Regions from separate parts of the Homo sapiens genome. Here region 1 is linked to region 2. The links are chromatin loops, found by intact Hi-C in ENCODE. Cell type or tissue: Calu3. All regions are shown on one strand. Each heading gives the region's core, and the rest is flanking DNA. Links, peaks and the distances in the headings are about the cores only.

Region 1 (9,919 bases), core at 871-8,870, 74 kb after region 2:
GCAGTTAGACTAATTATATGAAATAAAATAAATGTAGCTTATACATTAATCACTCTCAGGGAACTGTTAATTTGATAGCATTCAAGTATCTAGACAACTCAAGAGAAAAAAAATTTGGAAGCAAACAACAACAAAGAATCTAGCAAATAGTTTAGCAAATTTTGACAGTATTTTGACATTCTTTGGTTTAATTTTGCATGCTCTAAATTATTACAGCAATAGCTTAATAGTTACGGCCTGTCTTAGAAAAGCCCTTAACAAAGTTGGGTTATACTTTCAATGAGATTATTTGGAATCCCGTTGCAAGCTCAAAATAAGCTACTTAGCATGAATTTAAAAGAATAAAGGGAAATTGGTCATTGATTTATTCATTCATCATGCAACAATTCAAGAAACTGAGTTTCTACTATGTGTTAGGCATTGTGGATATTAAGTCCTCTGTAATCCTGTAGTTTATACTCTAGTTAGAATGCTAGATTTTTAAAGATGCTAATTAAAACAGCTATGATTGGAGGAATATGCTTTTTCAACAATTCTCAGGAACTGAAAGAAAAAAGGTACTGTATATTGCAGACTACGTATAAGGTCAGTGTGATTTAGTGAAAAGTCTAAATTAAAAATTACAAAGAATTATAATGTTCAAGTATCTATAGTTACTTAAGAAATTCTTAAGCAAATGTCTTAAAAGATGCTTAGAGCTAATTTAATGAAAACAAGAGAGCTGTAGAAATATCAACTGTCAACATGTAAATGAGGAGTTCTGAAGTATTAAAAAAGTTTCTTTTGCTAAGATAAGCATTCATATTATTTTTTTCATAAAAACAAATCACCTTGAAATTTCAATATCTGTGATTACTCTCACTGCCATTCATTTTCAACTGATTAAGATTCCAATTAAGATCTGAATTAATAGGATTAGGCTAATAACCACTACAACATATTTTCACTGTATTGCTTGGTCATAAGTACTATACACGTGATTTACGGTACCACAGAGTTTTATAAGGGCCATTATGTTATTAATTAGTTACATTGATCAGAATGCCACACAACATAGCAGTACTTAAAAATTATAATTTGCTTAGACACATTTGCATTTAGTCTTATGTCTGTTTGTACTATGGGCACATTATAAGGATAACTGAAATCAGATAGCTTGCTTTCATTAACAATGCCAAGAGATCCAAAAGAAGGTAATTCTACTGAGGAATCTTGCTACTGAAATTCATTTTTTTCTCAGTATACCATAAAATTAGTTGATCCCGGAAAAGAGCATAAAGCCAGGATATTTGGGGGTCAAGTAAGGTAAGAACACTATACTATATGTGTACAAATTCATCCACATTTAGTTTGAATCTACTTATTTGTAGGGATCTGCCACTTAAATCTACAGTTTTTTTTTTTTTTTTCGCTTGGTTTTGAGGATGGCTCTGATGGGTTTTAAGCATTCTAAACCATTATACTTTGGGTTTTACTGAATCTCAGCTTCCATGTAGTTGCTGGGAAGTTCAGATTATCTTCTGGTTGTTACAATAAAACACAGGTACCTACTAAGGCAAAAATTTCAACTTTCAGATTTTGACTACAGCACTCAAAAGTCCAAATTCTGGCACATATTATCAGACTTCAACTTCTCAAAAGCTCACAAGAGGAAATAGCTACCCTGTGAAATTAGCCAATAAAGTGACATGATTGCCATTCTAAGCAGATCATCAACTTAACTCACTGAGAAAGATTTGCCTGAATCTTGCTTTAAGCACTGTAATTTAGAACAGTATATGTATATAATCCCCCGTGAAGAAAAAAAGGCAAAATTTTCACTCACATAAATCACAGATAGCAAATTAAGGGGAAAATAAAAATTTGTTAGAGGAGATAAAAATGTGTTAGATTTGTTTAGATAATATTTTGGGGGAATGGCCTAAATGTTGTTTTTTAAAAAGAATATCTTTAAAAATGAAGACATGGATTTCATATGACTATTTATGACATTTTGAATTTCAATGTTCTCTCAACTTTAAAAAAGTTTTATTGGCAAGAGGACTTTTCTTCATCACTACTGAAATATTTCAAAATCTATGGATAAGGTTCAATCTATTTCTGTGACTGATTTTGATAATTTTTTAACTATAAAAGTCAGAAGGAACAAACCAACATCAGCACTACTATATAATCTTATCTCCTCCCAATTTCCCAGAATATATAATAGCATGCTTATAAACTAATCTTATGAGAGCAAACATTAGTGTCCAAGACAATGAATATAGTGTGCTATTGTGTCATAGTTTTGGTTCATGAAACAGCATGAAGTAACCCTTAAGGCATTAGATTATATTCTACGGTCTATTCAGGAAATACAGCCAAATAGTGATTTCTCAGAGAAAAATGAACACATGCCTTTACCTTCCTCCTTTCTTCTCTTTGCTTCTTCCTCATTTCTTTCTTTGGCTTTCAATGCTTCATCAGCTTTTGCTGAAACAAAAACAATACAATTTTTGTACTTATTTTATGCCTATATTCAAAGTGAAAATATTGGTTAAAGGGACTAGAAATTCATTACTTATTTTCCACGAAGTAATCACAAGAAAGAAACAAGGCAGTTGAACATCTGAAATACATATTTTATATTCTTTATTCAGAATAAATATTCAGAATATTTATTTATAATTTTTGAAGCTTCATTCAAGACAATCTCTGTACTAAAGGGAAAATGAATTTAAGCAAGACACATTTAAATGATGACATATGAATTGGGAAAAGTTGTTTGTCATTAAAAGTCATCTGATGTATCAGTGTAATGCATTTGTTTTAAATTTTGGAGGAAAGTTCTTAAGGTACAGTTCGCACTTTAAATGTAAGAAGCTTGCAATACCTATGGAACAGTATCAAATTAGGTAGCATACTTTTTTGTTCATTGCACATCATAGTAGTGGTTCTTTATTCATGTTATGACAGCATTTGGTTAAAAGAATCTCTTTCCCTCTAGAAACCTCTTCCCTTATTACTTAATTATCTACTAGTTGCTCAACTGCAGGGGTTTTCAAACACTTTACTACAGATGTTGAGGAAGATTAAAAATATACAGCACAGTAACAAGGGACTATCAATATACTCTGTAAATTAATTAAATTTCTGTTCTAGCACATCATTTATTCCAAAGCATTAATGTCTCAAAGGAGCGATTCTCCTTTATTGCCGTCTCACTGCCTGATGAGTGAACTAAGTGAAAATAAGTCTCTAATAGCATTATAGTTGATGAAATATTAAGTTAAAAAAGTATTGCCTTGTCAAAAGAAAAAGAATCAAACTGTGCCAGCATTAAACTTTGGATGAGCCTTTATTATAATAATAATAGCAATGTAAACTGTGATTTAAAAAATAAACCTTCTTACTCTTCAATTTTTTGCTGCATATATTTTTCCTATGCAAAATCAACACATCCTTTAGAAGTATAATGACTGGCTTAAAGGGGAAATTTATATAAAATATATGTCACACACAAAACTATTTTTCTTCAAAGTTTGATTTTTCTTTACCATTAATATTGACACTTTCTTAAAGTATAAAACTTATATAATGGTGTTATGAAGTACTATATCCAATTACACAGACATCTGTTTCCATTTACAAGCTTTTATATATACTTAGACTGCATTTAAAGTCATGAAATATTAAAACTTTTATGCCACTCCATATCATTGCAAGAATCTATTAAATTAGATAATAAAAACAAACCACCAGTAACTCTAAAGACTTTTACTTCATTTACACTTTATTCTCCCTGGTAGAAGGACAAGGATAATAGAAATTCCATTTAAATTCAATTTTGGTTATATGTGTAATTGTAGATATACCCCTTGAGTCATGTAAAATGCTCAGCTTATGTTTCTTTCAAATTATCCCGCTCAGATTCACATTCTACTCCTTACAACCATCTTCAATATGTATTAGCAGGGCTCATTAGACTGAAATTTAATAATGCAAACATCAGGTGGATTTCAAGAACCTCCATTAACAACGTAAGATGGATTGCTTATATATAGCTCTTGGGCCAACTGGGCACAATTTAAATTCAATAAACTAGCCTGCCTAAATCTGATTTATCTATTTCACTATGCTAGTTTATCCTTTCTTACTGATTTGTTGCTATACATGGACAATTCATAGGAATATTATTTTATATGTTTTTTTTAAACTGCAAATGGCTCTGGTGCTGTGGTTAAATATTTTATGTAATTGAGCTTCAAACTGTCAATCAAGAGCTCCAAATATATGTCTGTGTGTACATGTGCATAAATAGAAAATCTTTTGAATTATGTTGAAATAGTATAGATAATAATTAATCTTAAAAGCACACACTTGAAAATTTTACCAACAATCAGTATGTCCTCCATAAAGAATCTGAGTTCACTTGAAGGGAACAATTACTTAAATTGAGTCCTTAGGATAAACTCCTCATTGACTATTAAGGAAATCTGGAAAAAATGTTCTTTTTGTCTTTCTGACTGCTTTATAATATTATGATTTAAGTGTGAATAAAGGAAGAACTCATGGCATTCATATGTGATTTAATTTATTCTGCAAATTTTTGTATTCTCAAAAAGGTGGCAATCCCATTTTACAAACAGGGATACTGAATCTTACTAGATGTGCCATGAAATTTGACACCAAAGAGCATAACGAACAAGTGGTCAGACCTGCTCTAATGATTCATGATCCTGTTCGGATACCAGATCTACTATTAAGCACTTCATTTACCAAAGTAATTACATCTTTTACTAATCTTGTACACAAGTTCCAGTCCCTTGGTTCTTCCACTCTCCCCGGCTAACTGTCCCCTCTAGGCTTCGCTTCCTTCACTACCCACCCTGGACGCCAAGAAAGTCATTTCTATTCCATGCTTATAGACATCCTACTTCCTCTGTTGTTTTGCTAAGCTGTTGCTATTAAGTTAGTGCAAAAGTAATTGCGGTTTTTGCCATTTTTAGTAATTGCAGTTTTTGCTATTTTAATGGTTTTTGCCATTAAAATAGCAAAAACTGTAATTAATTTTGTAACAACCTATAACACATTTGACCATTTTTTTCTATTTTTGCTGCAGAGGCTCCCTATGAAACAGTGTATACATGCTATTTATTGACTCTACCAAAAACCAATATTTTAGAAATTAACATGGATGTTTTTATATTGCTCCTCCTTAGTCAGCATCCATAGTTAGTGTCCATTTTCATTTCCTACAACTTACTATGCTGTCTTTACTACAAATGGCAATAACCCCATACCAACTCCCCACACTCCCTTATATTTTCTCAGACTCACTGCCATGTGACTCCAAACTTTTACGTTCATCAATCCTTCTTTGGCTTGTTTTGGAAAGTAAACCCACCCATTTGCACTTTAGAACATATTCCTTTTCATACCCTTCAGGATTCTGTTTGCTTAAGGTTCAAACTCTCTTCCCTACCCTCAGACTATAAATATATTAAAGTCTCACAAATCCTGTAAAACATTTACTCTTCTTTTAACCAAGCTACTGCCTTTTCTTGTTCCCACCAGCTTTTGCCCCCATAGCATTTTCAGTGGTCCTCCCAAAGTCTGTAAGAGCCAAATTTAGGTTACTCAGTTTTATCCCATATATATATTAAAAAACAAACAAAAAAAAAAAACAAAAAAAAACACAAAACACAAAAAACGAAAAACAAAAAAACAGTGAACCAACCACATCTTTCTGGAAATGCTCTCCTAATTCTGATAATTATTTGTCAGCCTTTTTGGGCTGCTGTTTCTTTTGCTCACCTGTGCCTTCTTGGCGTTCTATTCTTGGGCTGTATATAGGTCTAAATTGTAACACATATGTCTATCATAGCCATACCTATCTATGGTCCCTCTCCTGATCACCAGAACTGTTTTTTTCCAATTACTTCCTGGACACTGCCAAACAGATATTTCAAAATCACATCCACAGTTGAACTCACAATCTATCTCTCAAACCTGATGCTCTTCCCTTAGTATGTCCTATTTTCACCAGCCAACTAATCTCTCAGATTGAAAACCTCTGCAACATTTTCCTTCAACTCTTATCCTTATGCAGTACCAGCTGATTGTACCGGAACCAGCAGTTCTTTTGGATCCAACTCCACAAATTATATCTAGAATCCATTCATTCCTTTCCATTTCATTGCCAATACTCACATTCGGGACCTCATTTCTTTTTACTTTGAACAAGAAAGGAGCTCCTATTTGATCTCTGTACTTCTAATACGAGTACTTCCAATGAACCCTCCATATTACCACCAGAATGAGGAACATGTTTAGTGTTGTGTATCCTTAGCAGTAAGCACAGTATTTAGGACACAGATATGTTCAATAATTGTTAAATAAATAAATGTACCTTTCTAAAATCCAAATATGATGTCACTGTCTGCTAAAAATACTTGAGGGTGCCTTGCTGCATACACACATGTACACACACACGCACACCCCTAAAATCCTTCACATACCATTTAAAACCCTTCATACAACTATTATGTATGAATTTAAAAAAATTTTAAAAAAGTGCTTCACAGCCTGATCTCAATGTAACCTTTCAATGTCATCACTTACTACTTCTCCTTTCTCACTCCAAGGATCTATATAATCTAGCCTTGCTGGGCCACAGTACCTTTTGTTTGAATTGCTATACCTTTGTTACTGCTGGGGTGCCCATTCTCACTTTCTTGCTGAAAAAATCCTACCAGAAAGTTTTACTTCAAATATCACTCTCTTCTGTGAAGCCTTCCCCAATCAACAACCTTTGTCCCCAAGTGGATAAAACTGTTGCTTCTTTTTTCCATAGGTACTTTAATACCCTCTTTATGGGATGTACAGCACTTTATTCTCTTCACTGAAGAACATATACTTGTCTCCTTGAGAGCTGGGCGCATAGTAGTTGTGACAGAAATTGTCAGTGTTTACTTCATGTATCTTTAGCCAGACTACATTTTCTAGTCTCCCAGGCACTTAAGTGTGGCTGTTTACCTGAGTTTGGGCTAATGGAATGTGAGCCTAAGTGATGTGTATACTGTTTCCACAGCTGGCCTATTAAAAAAAAAAAAAAACCCTCACGTAATCCTCACCCTCTTTCCCCATCTACTGGTTCAATCAAGGACTCAAAAAGGGCAAACCACAAGGTTAAAGGAATCTGGTCTCTAAATTCTGCAAGAAGTGCGTTCCTCATGACTTGCATTATACTGTGACATGAGCAAAAAACACATGTATATTATTTTAAGGCAATGAAGTTTTGGGGTTGTTTGTTATGTCCACTTTGCCTAATACAGCAGGTGTTCAAGGAATGTTTCCTAAACGAATGAACGAAAAGGATTTAGAAAATTAATACAAAAATTGTGTTGCTCCTTTTTTTTTTTTTTTTTTTTTTTTTTTTTTTTTTTGAGATGGAGTCTTGCTCTGTCCCCCAGGCTGGAGTGCAATGTCAAGATCTTGGCTCACTGCAACCTCTGCTTCCTGGGTTCAAGCGATTCTCCTGCCTCAGCCTCTCGAGTAGCTGGGATTACAGGCATGCACCACCATGCCCAGCTAATTTTTGTATTTTCAGTAGAGATGGGGTTTCCCCATGTTGGCCAGGCTGGTCGTGAACTCCTGACCTCAGGTGATCCGCTTGTCTCGGCCTCCCAAAGTGCTGGGATTACAGGCGTAAGCCACCGCACCAGGCCATGTTGCCCCTTCCAAAGTGAAGTCTCCTTTCAGAAAAGAATCCCTCCATGGCTGTTTCACTTGGATGATGGAGATCAGAAGAACAGCTGCAGAGGTGACAAGGGGCTAATCAGGGCATGATTCAGGATGTGTCACTGGTAGTATATCACCAGAATTTATTCACATCTTTACCAATTTTATTTTTAAAATTCCATAGGGGATTGGCTTTTTCAATTATTGTAGCTGTTTGCTAAAGTTAGATTTTAAATGATTTGGGGAAGTATTTTATATACCCTATGGCTGTGAATCATCAAATCAAGAATTGGAAAATACTGACAGGGTGTCCGACTCATGCCGTTTCAGAAAAGGCTGTATTAATATTTTCAGGGAAAAATCTCTTTACAGGGCTTTAACAACCCTCATCCCAAAGTTGTTTTCTATATGTAGCCCAGTCTTTGATACTGCATCACCATGAATATACTGCAAATGTTGAGAAATTCTTAAACAGAAAGCAGATGAGAACAAAAGCATAGAAAAATGATTAGAGGAAATCAAAGCCCAATCACGTTCAGATGACTATACAAACATGGAAAAAGTTCTAGGAATGTTCTAATTTTAGAGTCAATGGATACCAAGCACAGGAGATAGCCTTGGGGCAAATATCAAACTGAATTATTATTAAAGCAGCAAAACAATGGTACCTCCCTTGTATGTGATAAGTAGGGGTGCAGGCAGTGTTTGACAACAGGTAAATGTGGTGAGTATAAGAGGTGCTGGAGCCAGTGAGGCAAGGGCAGGTAATTACTGACCCCTAAAAGTCATGACAACCTACCAGTATGTCAGTACCAACAACACATTTTGCTACTGACACAATCAATGGAGACAGGGCACAATGAATTGAAATGACAGGATTACAGGGATTGTCAAATATAAAGATGAACAACCAACCTAGAATTACCAGGCAGTTGAGGTAAACCAATCTTACGAAAGAGATACAACAAACAAGAACAACACAAACAACAATAACACCATAAAACAATTAAGTAGAGGAATTGGTTAATAAGGTAAACAGAAGTTTTTGGAATCACTATCACTGTAAATAACATCCTTAATGCGATGTGGGAAGATACTGATTGCATCTTGGTAACTAAATTTTGACCATCAAAAGAGAACTCCATACATGAAATGAACAGAATGAATACAGTTGAAGACTAAATGAATGTGTTAGAAGATCTTACCAACGAATTTTCCCTGAATGTAAAGAGGCTTACAAAAAAAGTTAAGTGACAATATTATCATTATTGAAGTTAACATTTATTGAATGTTTACTATGTACCTTAGTGTTTGTACATGTGTATATATTTCACTGAATTCTCAAAATGATTCTATGACATAGTTACAATTATTACCCCCATTTTACAGATGAGGAAACTGAAAAACAGAGAAGTTAAAAAAAATTTTCAAGGTCATAGAGTTAGGACAGAAGAAAGATCTATATGTTCTAACATCTATCAAAGAGAAGTTCTTAATTAAAAGAAAGAATGGAGGGAAGATATAATCAAAGACATAATATAAATAGATTTCCTCAGAACTTTAGAAAGGCACAGTTTCTCAGGTTGCAAAGAGAACCTGAGAAAATGCAAAGTAGATACACATAAGCAAATTGTGGTGAAACTGTGAAATACCAAGAAATACCAAAAAGCATTCAAGAACACCTGGAGAAAAAAATAGGTTACTCACAAAGAAAGAAAAGAATAGTTTATATTTAATCAAACTCATCAAATTGCTCAAAAATAGACAAGCCTTTAGAAAGTCTAATCAAGGAAAAAAAGACTGTAATAAAATTCATAAGAAATTAGTAAAGTGACACAATTAGAGATGCAGAAGAAATTTTAAAAAGTAAATACACATACACACAAACATAAACATTTAAAAGCCACAGGGCCATACATTAGAAAATCTAGAGGAAATCAGTAATTTTCTGCGGGGAATTAAGAAGAAGAAGAGAACCCGAAAAGGTTAAAAAGATAAGCTTTTATTCAAAACGCTGGTGAGGTGTGGTGGCTCACACCTGTATTTCAGCACTTTGGGAGGATCAATTGAGGCCAGGAGTTTGAGACCAGCCTGGACAACATGGTGAGACCCTGTTTCTATGAAAAATATTTTAAAATTAGCCAGGCTTGGTGGCATGTGCCTGAAGTCACAGCTACTTGGGAGGCTGAAGCAGGAG
Region 2 (9,919 bases), core at 811-8,810:
TGATCTGAATGTCTGCTGAACAAAAGAATCACTTTCAATAGCTTCAATTTCTTTTACTCTTTTTACTTGTTCTACCAGGGTGGCTTGGTCTGAAAAAGAGGGTATAATGTCAGCGTATTTTGGTGTAAGCATGTTAATAACACTACACCTAAGCAATGTTCTTTCTATGAAGAAATTTAATTGGATAAAAAGACATTATAAATTAAGCTATAACAAGAAACTCTTTTGTTCTGAGATCCACAAATATAACATTCCTATGAACTAAGACTTATACTCAAAACCTAAAACACTGCTAAGAAGGCACTGCCTTAATGATCTCAGCTAATCTGGTGGGAGGACTTTTTCTTAAACTTTAGCATTTTATCATGGAAATACATATAAAAGGAATAAGGGCACAGTGAATCCACCTGTACTCAATGCTCAGCTTCTATAACCATTAACTTTCTGTTATTCTTATTTAATCTATCTATCTAAATCCACCTCAATTTTTTTGGGTGGATCTGATATATTTAAAAATAAATCCCAGGCATCACACCATTTTATCCCTAAATATTTTAGTAGGCATCTCCAACAGATAAGAACTTAAATAAGACAAACAGTAACTTGACAATATCATTTTCACAACTAAAAATATTATCAATAATTCCTTAATTTGATTACATATATAAATATTCCATATTTAATTTTCACTAATTGTAAAAAAGTCTTTTTATAGTTGGTTTGAAATAGGAACCAAACAAGGTCCACACATTGCACTGGGTTGGTAAGTACCTTAAGTCTCTTTCTATCACTTACAGTCCACTGCCTTTCCCTTTCATTGCCATTTATTTACTGAAGAATCTGAATCATGTATCTTATAAAGTTTCTAGATTCTGGATCTGGCTGATTTTATTCTAATGATATTCTTTAACATGTTCCTCTATTTCCCATGTTTTGTGTAAACCACTAGTGAAACCTATAGGTTTAATTACATTAAGGTTCAATTTCTTTTGGTGAAGAGTATGTCATAGGTGACGCTGTGTCATTCCTACTACATCATATCAGGATGCACGTTTCCTACTTTTAGTGGTTAAGATTGATCATTGGGGACAAGGTGAGTCAGTCTGACCCCTTAGAAAGTTCTCCATTAATCTCTCACTTAGCAAATTAGCAACATTGTTTGTTGCTTTGAGCCATTATTTCATCAGAGGTTGTAAAATGGTGATACTCTATCATTCTTCCCACATTTATCAGCTGTGATTTTTCTATAATGAACATTTCCTCATTAACTATTCAGTGACTGTGAAATACAGCCTATATAGAAAAGTCCCAATAAATGTTTGATTCTTTCTCTTTATTTATCAATTTTGGTCCAAAGGTGACCAAAGATGATCATTATGAGTTCATGAATATTTGTTTATTTAATGTACTTTAGTCCATGGTAGTCATTTTCTTATTTTGATGCTTCAATTGCTTCATTTTTGGGTAGTAGGATCCTCTTGAAGTTGATTCCTATATCCTTTCAATATAATCCCCAGTAGTTATGGCTTAATAATAGTTGTAGGATCATCTTGAACAGTTTCTGTCCCAGACCTGAAATTAGCCATTTCTCCAAAGAATCCAGGCTCTTTATAATGGAGAATAATATTTATAGACAACAATCTGGGTACTAGGGGTATTGTTACTGAATTGTCAATGCTTCTGAACCTCTTCAGTACGTGAGATATGAAGTACATACTTTTAGAAGGAAACAGTTAATATGAGTTCATGCTGATACTACCAATCAAATTAAAGATTTTAGGATTTTGAAAGTCTTTTATTTTATATTTGTACATCTTTTTTCTTACTCTAAAAATCTTAGGCTCTAATGATATGACCAAGTGTATTTGTTTTTCTTAATATGTATATGTATTACTTTCAAAATAACAGGACAAACATTACTATTAATAACAAGATGTATTAACACAGTTTAAAATTTTGTTATGGTCTTTGACCTTAAGATTTATTCTACTGCTGAAATGCTAAAATACTACGCTCTAAAGTCATGAAATAATTCTCTGCATAATTATGCTATCAATTTGATATACAATTAGGTTTATTTGTTTCAGTTAATTGAAAAAATATTTTAGGTCTTACTTTGTGATTAATATTCATTTTTTAGTTGCAAAAAATATTTACATGATTCTAAGGTCAAAATTTAAAACATCATTCACAAGTCTAGAATGTCCCTAGTTCTTACTCCAATCTAGAGGTAACCATTTTTACTAAGTTTGTGTTTACCCCTCCATTGTTTATTTTTGAGAATATAAGTATATTCTTTTCTTGCTTACATAAAATTAGCATACTACATACTACTATGTATCTTACCTTTTTCACTTAATATTTCTTCACTCTCACTCCATAGCAGCTAAGAGAGTTCTGCATTCTATTTTATAATTGCATAGCATTCTATTTTATAGTTTGATGATAGGTTTTTCCACGAATGGCCTATGGATGGTTAGTTGTTTCTAGTCTTCTGCTTTCACAGTTACAGCTTTAATAAATAGCCACGTGCATGTGTAATTTCGTATTTTTGTATTTTCATATTTTTATATTTCAGTTTTTTCACATGCTAGCTGGGCAGAAAAAATGTAACATAATGACTTACACCCTTGCTGTTTAAATTCATTTTAAGCTGATATGAAGACATAGTTGAATTAGGATTGATTGTATACTCAGCTAAGGCACTTAAAAATTTTGGGATTTAGGGTTCATGGATAATAGTCACATTTACTTAACAATAGTAATAAGTGGTTTGACACGAAGGTGGAGTTTTTTGCAGCAAACTAATTTTTATAGCAGCTTTATCCTTGAAAGGTTTAATGTTGTTACAGAGATAAATATAAAGAGTATTAAAGGAAATTTGGTTTCATACATTCAACAAAAATGTTATCTGAAAAAATCTTTGTCTCAATTTTTGACCAATCACAATTTATAATGATTATAGTCTTGTGCAAGTTCTAGTCTATTTGTGGGAAAGATGGCTCTTATGAAGATGTGTCCCTGACAGCTGAAACCAGTCTTTTCTCTTGTGAGAAATAATCAGATGAGAATGAAATGCTTGCAAGTAGCAGCCACCACAGCCAATACTCCCACCTTTGGAAGAATATATCTTCCCACATAATAAAACCAAGCACTGTCAGAGTGCCATGTAAGAGTAAATAGTCCCACATGCTTTATACAATGAAAGCTCCTCTAGATTTTAATTATGCAATGTACTAATTGAGCATGTGAAATGAGAGAAGATTCTTTGCCCAGCTAATTTATTAATATTAACACATCCCATACAAGTAGATAAATTTTTTATTAATTACATATATAATAATGTTAATATGGCAAAGGAAAGTCATAATGGGTACTAGTCTGTGTAATCCAACTTCAATGTCAATATGAAAACTACATTTGTCTGTATAGGTCTTAGTTAATTTCACTAGAATTATTTCACAGTCACTAATTCCCAACCAAAAGACATTATTTCTGACTTCAGGATGATGTCTCATATGAATGAAATGTTGGACCACTTGAATTTTTTCTCTAAACATATTCTCTATTTGGAGTTGTAAAGGAAATCATTAGTATTAAATGTCAGAGGTGACCTCACAAACAGTACTTGATGTCTAAAGCTTGCAGTGTTTGTAGCTTTAAATTTGGACATACAACCAGCTCCTAATACAAATAAAAGTGTTATCATAGAGGCTTGCCAAAACCAATGCTTAACAAAATAGCATTGGAAAAATTATAAAGGAAAGAAGGAGAAAGATTACAGAAAAACATCATTATCTTTGTGTTTCTTTAAAGATCACTTCAGAACTAACAAAGTGACAGAGCAGATAGGAGAAAGCCAGTTTGCCTTACTCACAATATGAAAATACACCAACATAGCTTTTTTGTTTCAATGTGGGAATCATTTTACTGGTTGTAAACGCATGTTAAATTAAAATTTGAAAGATTCACAGGAGATTTACATTTTCAGCTTTACAGTACCTCAGCTCTATTGTATGAAAATAGACATAAAAATGTTTTAAATTGCTTCTTACTCAAAATTCTCATGTCAGTGACCACAAATGTATGTCTTGAGTATAACCCTGTCACTTTGGGAAGCAGAATAAAACATATCAATAATATATATTACGTTGTTTTAAATTCAGTTTCTTAAGTTTTTCATGTCAATTTGTCATTTAACAATTTTGTGCCAATTTTAAGATTGGGAAAATGTGATTTAAAATGAGTTATGGTTTATATGTGCTGCATAAATGCCCAACACACACAGTATCTTGTATTCATTAGCCATGAAGTAAAATTAAAGACAAGTAACAAAGTTACTGGGAGAATTAATATGGGATGTTTTAAAACATTTACATGGTAAACATGAAGGAAACACACCATTAGTACTTGATGATTTTTTAATAAACATATTATTTGTAAATAAAATGTTTTCTGCTAGATGTTAATGGAAGGGATATATACTTCATAGTAAAATAAAAAATAATAGACTCAGAAAGCCAAGTCATTACAGACCACAATAATCAATACTTAACTCAAAGTATAGAAAATCACTTTCCTTTTGTGATGAAAAATTTTTAAAAAATTGTATTAGTTACTGTTGATGTTTATAGTATAAAAATTAGGCTCTCCTGCTTCTTCAAGTTATATTTGACAATTTCACATTTTATAACACAGAGTTTTCTTTTAAAATACCAAATGTTATACAAATTTTAAAACTAGTAAATAAAGATGACAAGGTCCATATCAATCTTTCATTTGAAAAGAAAATTTTAGTCTTTTCATACTGCATTTGTAGATTACAAACATAAACCAATCTCCTCTAATAACAATGCCAGGCTGAGAACTGAAGATGGCACTATTGCCCCAGATGTGATCATGACAAGTAACAACCAGCAACTTCAACTGACTCCTTTTAAATACTAATATTTTATGAATTTTCCCAAAGATGCATTTTATGTTACAAAAAATTTGGGTCAGTTGGCCCCACAGTTACTGAGTTACTTATGTTACTATTCCAGGAAAAAAATATATACTAATAATATTGCTACAAATACATAAATAATACAAAAGATTATCTTATTTTCATATTAAATTAGCTCAAATTATAGTCAACAATAAAAACATTAAAAAAATTCCTTCTTATGTTACAAGACAGATAATAAAAAACTTTGAAATGTAAAGTATTTTTAAGTGCTTTACAAGAACAACAAAAAAGCAAACAACAATATGTTTGTATGGTAAAGCTGGCTATTCAATAAAATTTGTGGACAAAACATCTCATAAAGCTTAATTGGAATTCTAAAGTTTTAAATTTCTCATGAACACAGGTTTCAAATAAGTGAGCACATCCAATTGTTTTCCCTTTCAAAACAGTACATTTTAAATGTTTCTTTTAAAACACATACAAGGCAAGCATTATAAATCTATCCAACTCCAACATTTTGAGGTTGTTCGAGACCAATATCACCGAGAACAAATTTCCAGAACTGATATACACAAATAATTTAAAAGATGAGAAAACTCCTTAAGTGGAATAGGGCTTTTCTATTAGTCTTCTGGGAAGCTTATGCTACAGGACCATGTTACATATGCGGACGAGGCTCCTGAAGTGTCTGAAAGGAACTCCACTTTGGACGGGATCCAAGACAAACTCACCTTAAACTGCTTACTATATCAGATTAAGTAATAGGAATAATGTTAATGTGACTGTATCAATGAAGAAGAATTTGTTAAATATTTCAATAAGTGAAAGTGAACTGGGCATCAGGCTAAGCTTTATTAAAAACAAAATCCACACTAAATGTCTCATTCAACTCTTCTCACCTGGAATGCTCTCACCTTCTCTTAATCCTCCCTGTCATTTAAGGCCATGCCTGATGTCCACTTTGTGATGATGCCACACCTTGCCACCTGTGAGTAAAAGGGCCTCTTGCATAATTCATTTGGCTTTTAGCATATGCTGCCTTGCAAATCTCTTCTTGAGTGAAAGCTTCTTCTCCCCAGCTAGAGGGGACATACCTCTTTGTGTCACCTCCAGAACTTAGTGGAGTGTGCTTTATTATCTAGTAAGCAGTCAATAAACATTTGTTGAATAACTGAAATTTAAAGGGCAGTAAAGTTACCATTAAAAAATAAAACTTCATGGAAGAAAATGTCAAATTATAAAAAGTTTTTGTAACTTAAAAAATTAAATGTCTTTCAGTGGTGAGTTTTTTTTTTTTTTTTAAGTTTCTTTTTTTTTTTATTTATTATTTTTTTTTTTATTATACTCTAAGTTTTAGGGTACATGTGCACATTGTGCAGGTTAGTTACATATGTATACACGTGCCATGCTGGTGCGCTGCACCCTCAGTGGTGAGTTTTAAGGGCTCTGGGTTTGGGCTATCTGGGTTAAACCCTGTCTCTGCTATGTACCAGCTGTGTGGCTTTGGGCAAGTGGTTCAAGAGTGTTGGTCTCCATTTTCTCATCTATGGCATGGAGATAGTAATAGCCTAAACATCATAGGGTGGTTGAGAGATTTCCCCCCCACATCTTCCCTCCCTCCCTCCATCCCTCTCTTTTCAAATAAGTGAGCACATTCAATGTACCAGGCATTGTTCCACATAGTAGGACTTGGAAATGAATGAGAGTTTCTTCCTTCATGAGCTTATGTTTTAATGAGGGAGACAAATAATAAACAAGTAAATAATATAATATCAAGGAAAATAGAGCAGGCTAGAGGGCTAGAAAGGAGGAAAGGAAACTATTTCAGATGGGGTAACCAGAGAAGAACTCTCTGACATGGTGGTATTTCAGAAGGCAAAAATGATGTGAAAAAGCAAGCCACAAAAATCTGGGAGATGATAACCTGTGCTCCACACAGCGATAGGGAAGCATTAAAAGCACTTAAGAAATGGTAGCAGATACAGGAAGCACAGCATAAACAAAAGTGCTAATTTAGTAACAGTACTAAAGACACGGAAGTTGGCTAAACAATTCTTATATAAATCTGTATATTTCTGACAGTATGGTTTATAATAAGCTGGCAATATTCTTGAGTTCAGGCAAGTAGAAAATGGCTTTAGCTCATACATCTTCTGGTAAACCTGTGGTGTGCCAGGATGTGGAAATGATAGGAGGAGGAGAGAAGGAGTGGAAGCAGTGGAGGACAGGCCTGTGCACATCTATGAGAAGGCACAAAAGGCCCAGCTGAATTTTACCACCCACCAAGGCACTGGAGTCTACCATGATTCACTGAATGCTCTGGGTTGAATAGGAAAGTGGTATTTTGCTGACATATGGTTACCCAGGCTTCAGTGACTAAAGAGATGGGAGATCTTGTCACTTCCTAATGGATGTCTTATAACACAAACTACCCAAAATGACAGTTAGGCGGTAGAAACCATGTTTTAAAGCAAACATATTTTGTTCTGGTGTATATATGTCCACGGAAATTTTTGTTTTCATCATCGATATATGTAATACCTTTCCAGTGGGGAAAGTCATAGAAATGAATTTTTCATTTAAGTCATTGTTTAGAAGGCCAGATGAGCTGTTCTGGTAGCAGAAGTAAGTAATAGTAACAGCAATAGAAATTTAAGGCACTCTGCGCTGAGCACTTCACATGGATTACCTCATTTAAATATCATGACCATGAGGAATAATACTGTTACCCTCATTGTAAAGATGAGAAACTGAGGCTAATAAATAACTTGGTGACAGCCACATGGCTAGTTGGTGGTACAACTGGGATTCAACCCCTGAATTGTGACTAGTCATCTTCCAGTCAAATGAATTCTTTACCCACTCCTGCCAAGCAACAATTTATTTTTTCCCCACTCCATCCATTTATAATAAGTAATAAATATTCTTGATATTGTCCTTATTCTGCATTTTAATGCTTACTCATTCAGTAAAATACAGTGTAGCTTTATTTGTAGGATATATATATATATATATATACACACACACATACATATATACATAAAATATATATATTTTATATAATATCTTACTCTTCTGGCATTATCTTGAACTAGATTACAGATGTGCATTTTCAGAATCTTTCACATTTGAAATTTTTAAAGGGATATATATATATATCACATCTAGAAAACCTTTGTAAATGAATTTAAAAAGTTTCTAAAAACCTAGCATTTTTTTCCCTTAAGCCTGCAAACAACCTAAGTAGGAAATTGTCACTTTAAGCTGCTCTTTATTTACTGTTCAGCAATTGTTACAAAAAACAAGAATGGTTTCCATGAATTTGGTTAAACCAACAACCACTACATAGTCCCAAAATATAGACTACTGCCTTATGCTTATTGCAAATGTAATCAACATTGATAGTCAAATCCACTTTAATAGAGTGGTAAGAATTCATAATCCCAACAAAACTAAAGCTACTGGAAGTTTTCTTATTTTAATAGGGTAGGAAAAAGGAATATAATTTGATGTATACCAGATTAATAGGTCAGAATACAGATTCTGCAGTTGCTGTTTGCTGTCCATTTTAATTCTAGAATCCTTATCGACTCTAATTAAAATTCTGTAGATGGAAGAGTTGTATGTTTCTAAGGAACTTGCAGTGAATGCTGTCTGCCAGCCATCTCTAAACACCCCATAACCACACACAACTCGCCTGTCAGGAGAGCTAATGCAGACATCGCAGGGCACACCACATTTGTCACTGTGGCTAATATCAGAGATACGCAGCTCTTTTTTCTTAGCACACAAAAGCAAGATATGTAATTCAATGCTCAATTTACCCTTGTCTCGCAGGAGATTTTTCCCCGCTAATTGATAGAAATTAAGCCATTAATCAAGCCACTAGCCATCATTCAAACCAGGAAAGATGAATACAAACTTTCATCATAACCACCTTCCCCATTTTAGTGTTCATTAGCATTAATTTTTAATGCAATTATGCTATTCTTTTACGCTGAGCTCATAAATTACTGCTCTTTTGTTGCTGGCTGGCCTTGTAAAATCCAAACTAATGCTTTGTGCTCTGATCTTAAAGGCAATTACTAGGTTCTTCTATCTTTTATATCTTTGCATCCCCAATAACCTTTATATATAATGAACATCCATGACTGACTATGCCTGTTTTTTTAATGCCTCTATGTAAATCTCTATGAATATATAAATGTAGTCAAATGTGTCTAAAATAAACATATATATACACATACCACATACATTACAAAATACACACATTAATATAAAAAATCTCACAAATTCATATTGAAGTTCAGGTTCAAATATAAAGATATTGTTATGATTTCTCATGATAAAAATGTAATGCATTATTGTATAGAAGTTATACTTTTTATAATGAATTAGGGAAAAGAGGAATATTAATTGTGGCTAATTATTATACATATTTGCAAGGGTGGAACAGCTACTAAAAACAGAAATAATAACTTTGAATTTCAAAACCCCTTAGTTCTTTACCCAGGTTTACTGTCTCATGTTTAAATCCTTATTTTTAAAAAATTGTGTTGAAACTTGAAAATCAATGAGAAGGAAATGAGGAGTATCAGAAGATTGGAAAAACCACTTATCTAAAGGTGTGTTTTTATAAGCACATATAATAACTCCAGAGTCTTATATTTTACAAAGTGGATGTATTGGTTTATTAGAGGATGGTAGTAAAATGAAAAGAGTTTCCAGAAATAAATATTGAACCCAGAGGCAACATATCTACTTAGTTCTCTATTCTAGAGAAGGCAACAAGATGTATTCTGCTTATATTCACCAAAAAGCATTGATTAGGGTCACTCCTATGTGCAAAGGAGATTTAAAAAAAAATCTCCAACTCTCTTCTTGCATCATCCCATTAATGTCTTTGCCTCTGTTTGCAAGTTTTTATGTCTGGCCACCCACTAGCTAGAGAAAGGGTACATGTATGGCATT

What was found. Peaks named below come from ENCODE experiments on the same cell type or tissue, not always from the same donor. Only the 100,000 strongest peaks of a DNase experiment are listed, where the experiment ranks them.
Region 1: a loop joins it to region 2, with 2.0 times the contacts of the local background. A loop is called at or near these places in 3 of 110 quality-filtered maps.

What each region holds. Positions count from the first base shown.
Region 1 is chr3:158,453,488-158,463,406 of GRCh38, reverse strand. It overlaps RSRC1 (arginine and serine rich coiled-coil 1), which reads right to left. Exons shown (of 10, transcript NM_001271838.2): 7 at 2,404-2,472. Among named protein-coding and RNA genes, the nearest start is that of UC.134, 68 kb to the left of the region's middle. In Calu3, for the core only: no CTCF peak of the experiment used is centred there; a DNase peak (open chromatin) is centred at 4,696.
Region 2 is chr3:158,527,262-158,537,180 of GRCh38, reverse strand. It overlaps RSRC1 (arginine and serine rich coiled-coil 1), which reads right to left. Exons shown (of 10, transcript NM_001271838.2): 8 at 1-89. It overlaps UC.134 (long non-coding RNA uc.134), which reads right to left. Exons shown (of 1, transcript NR_148407.1): 1 at 8,607-9,919. Among named protein-coding and RNA genes, the nearest start is that of UC.134, 5.5 kb to the right of the region's middle. In Calu3, for the core only: a CTCF peak has its summit at 4,851 (motif pointing right); DNase peaks (open chromatin) are centred at 4,870 and 5,640.